2 separate regions of the Homo sapiens genome follow, and region 2 is linked to region 1. Evidence: chromatin loops called from intact Hi-C (ENCODE). Cell type or tissue: PC-9. All regions are shown on one strand. Links, peaks and the distances in the headings refer to the core of each region. The heading gives the core; the rest is flanking DNA. Region 1 overlaps LOC102723338 (a long non-coding RNA gene). Region 2 overlaps CDS1 (CDP-diacylglycerol synthase 1).

The links. A loop is a pair of places that touch in the nucleus more often than their neighbours do. Peaks named below come from ENCODE experiments on the same cell type or tissue, not always from the same donor. Only the 100,000 strongest peaks of a DNase experiment are listed, where the experiment ranks them.
Region 2: it touches region 1 in a loop (4-fold over the local background); 2 of 110 quality-filtered maps call a loop at or near these places.

What each region holds. Positions count from the first base shown.
Region 1 is chr4:84,527,954-84,530,872 of GRCh38, reverse strand. LOC102723338 (a long non-coding RNA gene) reads left to right here. Exons shown (of 8, transcript XR_007058460.1): 7 at 758-845; 8 at 2,608-2,919. Among named protein-coding and RNA genes, the nearest start is that of NKX6-1, 30 kb to the right of the region's middle. In PC-9, for the core only: CTCF peaks have their summits at 1,295 and 1,494 (motif pointing right); no DNase peak of the experiment used is centred there; H3K27ac peaks cover 1,130 bases.
Region 2 is chr4:84,596,316-84,599,234 of GRCh38, reverse strand. All of the region lies in intron 1 of CDS1 (CDP-diacylglycerol synthase 1), which reads right to left. Among named protein-coding and RNA genes, the nearest start is that of CDS1, 15 kb to the right of the region's middle. RefSeq lists an enhancer at 2,017-2,919. In PC-9, for the core only: no CTCF peak of the experiment used is centred there; DNase peaks (open chromatin) are centred at 1,574 and 2,233; H3K4me3 peaks cover 440 bases; H3K27ac peaks cover 2,500 bases.

The sequences.
Region 1 (2,919 bases), core at 293-2,792:
GTTTGTTTAGCTCCTTTAATCTGGATTATTTCCATAGCTTTTCTTTGTCTTATGATTTTGACAGTTTTCAAGATTATACTTCCCCCTTTAACTAAGCAGAATATTCATCACTTGGGTTTTTCTGCTGTTTTCTTGTGGTTGCAGTCAGATTACACATTCTTGATAAGAACAGTACATGTGTGACATGCTCATCTCAAGGCTTCACATCTGCAGGCACGTGATGCCCATCTGTTTCTTGTTAGTGATGTTACATGAGGCCACCAGATCAAAGGGTTGTCTTATTTCTCCACTGTATAATTACTATTTTATTTTTCCCCCTTCCAACTAAGAAGTGATAGGTGGGAAGATATCTTAAGATCATGCAAATATCTGATTCCTCATCAGAATTTCTCTCTAGATTTGGAATCTATTAATGTTTCTTGCCTTATCCAATCTCACTATGATTGCAAAATGATTATTTTTAAATCCCTGCATTCCCTCCACATTTACCAGTCTGCCCTCAGGAAGAGCCCTCCCTGTCAGCAAGAGCCCTCCCTTCTTCTTATGTCTCTCTCTCTCTCACCTATCTATCTAATGTTAGTATGAACTTATGAGTTCTTAATTTTTCAATGATTTATAATTAATCATGCTAGTGCTCAAATTGTCATAGGTTTGGCCAGGAGAAGTCTCTTCAATCTGGGCACCTGTGTCTTTGTGACTCGCTCCTTTTTTTTTTTTTTTTTTTTTTTTTGAGTACTTTCTCACTTTCTGACTTAAGCTGTTTTAGGCACATCTTGTATCCCTCTTGCCTCAACTCTGGAATTGGTTACCACTACTTCTGAACTGGGTGGCAGCTACAGACAGAGGTGAGTATGCAGAAAAGAGGAATTGCAACACCAGGGCAGGAAGACTTTGGGCCTTTCTGTGATATAAGCAGAGTGGATAAATAATGCAATAATCTGGCAAACAGATTTGCTATTATAAAAAAAACAGATTTGGGACCTAAGTAATTTTGTGGCTTCATCAACAGAATAGAATAGTGGCTTGGAGTGTGAACTCTGGAGTCAGACAACCTGGATTCAAATTTCAGCTCTGTCACTTGCTAGCTGTATGTCCTTAGGCCAGACTTAGTTTCTTTATCTGTAACATGAAATTAGTAATGGTATTAATATCCTAAAGTAATACAAGGATCACATTAAACAACCCATATAAGTGCTTAGCAAAATATATGGCACATATTAACTGCTAATGAATCACAGTTATTATTATCAATTGTATTTGCCGAATTCTATGTTCTTTTTCATTTTTCCCATTTTACGTTAAATGAAAAACAACACCATTCTTTTCTAGTTGAAAACCATTCTGCTGATAGGGTTAATTTTTGTGAGTATATCTGGGGCTGAAATGACCATTTGGTGACATAACTTTTGTTTACAGCCATGATAGAAAATTTCTAGGTAACAAAACCAAGTATTGGAATTAATAACCCTAAAAGGTGTTCAGGAAACAATAGTGAGAATGCTCACTAGGGGGAGCTATTATAACAAATTATGTGGTGCTCCTTTTCAATATACTGCCTTTTTGCAAACTTCATAGTTTATTCATAATCTACCTTTGCTGTGAAGTGAAAATTGGTAAGTATTATGGTGTACTTTCATGCATACTATAAATATGAAAGCTGACTGTTTGAAAAGATAAAGATTAATATAATCTGGTGAGAACAAATGCTTACTAAATTTTGAAAACTGCACTAAAGTCTCATTTTGTCTTGGCCAAAAGGATTGTATAAAAATTGTAAGAGCCAACTTAATCAGTAGGGGTATATAGTGAATAAAGTCTATTAAACACATTAAATAGTGAAAGAAGAACCAGCCATTTAAAATAGTTGACAACATTTTCTGAAGCGACTGTAGAAAGTGAAATAAAGAGAAATGAAATGTAAAAGCACAGTTGACCTTTGAATAACACAGGTTTAAATTGTGTGGGTTCACTTATACAAAGATTTTTTTCAACCAAGTGCAGACTCAAGATACAGTAATTGCTGGATGTGAAACCTGCACACATGGAGGGCTGACTTTTTCCGCAAATTCCGCTGGGCCCATTTTGCGACTTGAGTGTGCTAGGATTTTGGTATATGCAGGGGTCCTAGAAACAATCCCCCATGTATATGGAGGGATGACTGCCGTTCTCCCAAATCTTGCTCCACCAGAAGGACAGGAGCTTTAACAGAAAAGCAGTAGCTTTGAATCAGATGTAATCTAGCAATTTGGGTATGACATAACAGCAGGGGAAAGCATCTAGTCTGGTCGTAGGATAGTCTGGGTTCGGGAACCTCCCTTCTTGCTGCATGATGCCAGGCAAGTCGTTCAGCCTCTCTTGGCTCACCTCTGTTAGGAGGGGTTTGGAGTGCAAAGCCTCTTTTTAGTTCTGACACTCTGTGATGCTGATGGTAAAAAGCAGTAAATTGGTTTAAGGTAGCTATTTGCTTAACTTTTAGGTGTTCCTTGTTTGCTTCAGCCAAAGTTTTCCTAGCACCCAGAATCAGAGTTATAATTTATGTATGCAAAAATTTCTAACAAGCATGTAATTGATTTTTTTTTTTTTGGTTTGGTTCTTTTTTTTTTTTAGGTGGTAAGGGAGTAATTGCTTAGGATTGGACTGAGCTGAAGAATGTTTAGCCTGGCGGTACTAGTGCAACTGGAAGAACAGATGAACCATAGTTTGCAACACAAAGCCAAGTCAACCAACAGAAGAAATATATATTTTAAGAAGATTTTATATTTTCAACTGAAAACGTTCATGTCAGTTGTGAATGTATTTGTAATTGGCAGCCCCAAATCATCTCCCTTTTTATTTTTGAGAAAGTGTAGTGTGCTTTAGTATTTGGAACATTCATTTAAACCTATTAAATTATATTTTAAAATGCACTGTTCCCATTTC
Region 2 (2,919 bases), core at 180-2,679, 68 kb before region 1:
TGGGTTTGGTGCCCTTATAAAGAGGCACAAGAAATAATCTCTCCACCACGGGAGGACACAGCAAGTTATCTGTCTGCAAAGGGCTCCCAGCAGGAACCAAATTGGCCAGCATGTTTATCTTGAATGTCCAGCCTCCAGATTTATAAGAAATCAATTCCTGTTGTTTAGGCTACAGTATTTTCATTATAACATCTTGAGCTAAGATAGCACTTTAAGTGTACTCAATTTAGTGAGTATCATTTATAGTTCATGGGGACTCTTAAAGAGCAGTCCAGGAAAGAGAACTGAGGTGCTTCCCAATACTGAGGACAAAAAGGACAAGAACAAGGACAAGGGGCTCAGGGAACAAAGGATATAGTTCATCAAGAGGATGATTCCATCATTACACACTGTACACAGGTTTCAAAATATGACACTGTACTCCATAAACATATACAACTATTATGTCAGTTGAAGTAAAAAAGAGCTGGGCGCAGTGGCAAGCAGCTATTTCCAGCTATTCAGGAAGCTGAGGTAGGAGGGCCTCTTGAGCCCCGAAGTTAGAAACCACCCTGGGCAACATAGCAAGATCCCACCTGAAAATAAATTAATTAAAATAAGAATCAAAATTTTAAAAATAGATGATGGCTCCAAAAGGAAGTCTCTAAACAAATGAAGGTAAAGCAGTGGTTAAAAATGCAACAAAGGATAATATATTAAATCACTCATACTTTTCATCTCTTTTACAACTGGCCCCTTAAAAAGTGAGTATACATATGTAACAAACCTGCACGTTGTGCACATGTACCCTAAAAGTATAATAATAATAAAATTAAAAAAAAAAAAGAAAAAGAAAAAAAGTGAGTTAGAAAACCAGGGTCAGCTCTTCCGTCAAGAATCCCTTGATGTGGACACTGATCCCTGTAGCTCAGTTCAGCATTAAGATTTGCAATTAAGCCAAAGGAAACCCACAGAGACATAGAGCTCCACACCTGAAAGGAGGCAGCCTTTTAAAAATCTTGAAACTAAACAGTTTTACTTGAAAGAACATGAGGCTGTGCTCCTGATTTCAACATTTTCTGTCTGTTTCTTCATGGTTTTCTTTTTCTTTTTCTTTTTTTTTTTTTTTGGAGATGGAGTCTCGCTCTGTCACCCAGGCTGGAGTGCAGTGGCACGATCTCGGCTCACTGCAATCTCTGCCTCCCGGGTTCACGCCATTCTCTCCCCTCAGCCTCCCGAGTAGCTGGGACTACAGGCGCCCGCCACCACGCCCGGCTAATTTTTTGTATTTTTAGTAGAGACGGGGTTTCACTGTTTTAGCCAGGATGGTCTCGATCTCCTGACCTCGTGATCTGCCCACCTCGGCCTCCCAAAGTGCTGGGATTACAGGCATGAGCCACCGCACCCGGCCTTCTTCATGGTTTTCATACAGGCATGGATTCCTTCTCTTTCTCCCAGGAGTGGAAGTGAAGAGAAGGAACTGCTTTCTATCTGTGCTGGGGAGAAGGACTAAACTGATTTAATTCCTAGTGAGTCAGCAGTTTGGTGAACGAAGAGTGAGGAAGCTCAAGGCCTCTACAATGATAGAGAATAGTCAAGGGACTTAGTAACACTGTTTTGTTTCTTTTGAGGCAGGGTCACCCAGGTTGGAGTGCAGTGCACTATCATGACTCACTACAGCCTCACCGTCCCAGGCTCAAGCGATCCTCCCACCTCAGCCACTCAAGCAGCTGGGACTACAGGTGGGGCCACCACACCTGGCTAATTTTTTGTTATTTTTTGTAGGGACAGGGTCTCCCTATGTTGCCCAGGCTGGTCTCAAACTCCTGGACTCAAGCAATCCTCCCACCTTGGCCTCCCAAAGTGCTGGGATTACAGGTGTGAGCCACTGCTCCCACAACACTGTATTTTATAGACAGAAATCTGGTTACCTCATTCATCAGCTCTGTGGTCCTATCCTACACTAATTAATGATAATTGATAAAGCCTCCTTATTTTTTTTTAATTTGAACTGCAAAGGGAAAGACTCGTCCCCAAATCTTTCTCCGCAGCCCTGTTCTATTCCCCACTGAAGGAAGGAGGTGACTGGTTGGTCCAGTGTACCACTTTACTAATCCAATCAGGAGTTACACTTTGTGGTGGATCCCAATGCTTGGATAAGAGAAAACCAAATGTGTCTCAACATAACATAAAATGCCTGAGTAAAAGGCAAACCTGATTACATCATCCACCTACCTCCTCATCACAGGGTATAAACCCAGCCTCCTCTTACTCTCCAGCCAGGGCTTTGGCCACACCCACCCAGCCACTCCAGGCTCTGCAGAACTAAAGCTTCTGCGCTCCCCACAGTGTGAAGAGTCTTAGCCTCTCAATATTGTGCTACGGTATTCTTCTATTTATAACTTACGCTCTTCCTCTTTGAGCCTGGCTTTGCCTGACTGGTGCCTATTTATCTTTAAGGTATCAGCCTAGATGTAATTTCTAGAAAACTCTTCTTCAGGGAGCCTGTCAAGGGCAAAATAATGGTTCCCTCCCCACTCCCCCCACCAAGATATTCACGTCTTAATCCCAGAACATGTGAAGATGTTGGTACAATTCAAGGGAGAATTAAGGAAGTGGGCAGGATTAAGTTTGCTAATCAACTGATCTTGACGTGGTGAGCTTATCCTGGATTATACAGGTGAGTCTAATATAATCACAAGGGTCCTTATAAGTGGAAGACTGGAGGATCAGAGTCAGAGAAGAGATGACAGAAGCAGAGGTATAGTGATGCTGGTTTTGAGCAAGGAGTAAGAGGCCACCAGCCAAGGCATGCTGTTAGCCTCTAGAAGCTAGAAAAGGCAAGGAAACAGATTTTCCCCTGCAGCCTGCAGAAGGAACATGGTCCTACCGGGACATCTTCACTTTAGCCTAGGGAGACCCATTTTGGACTTCTGAGCT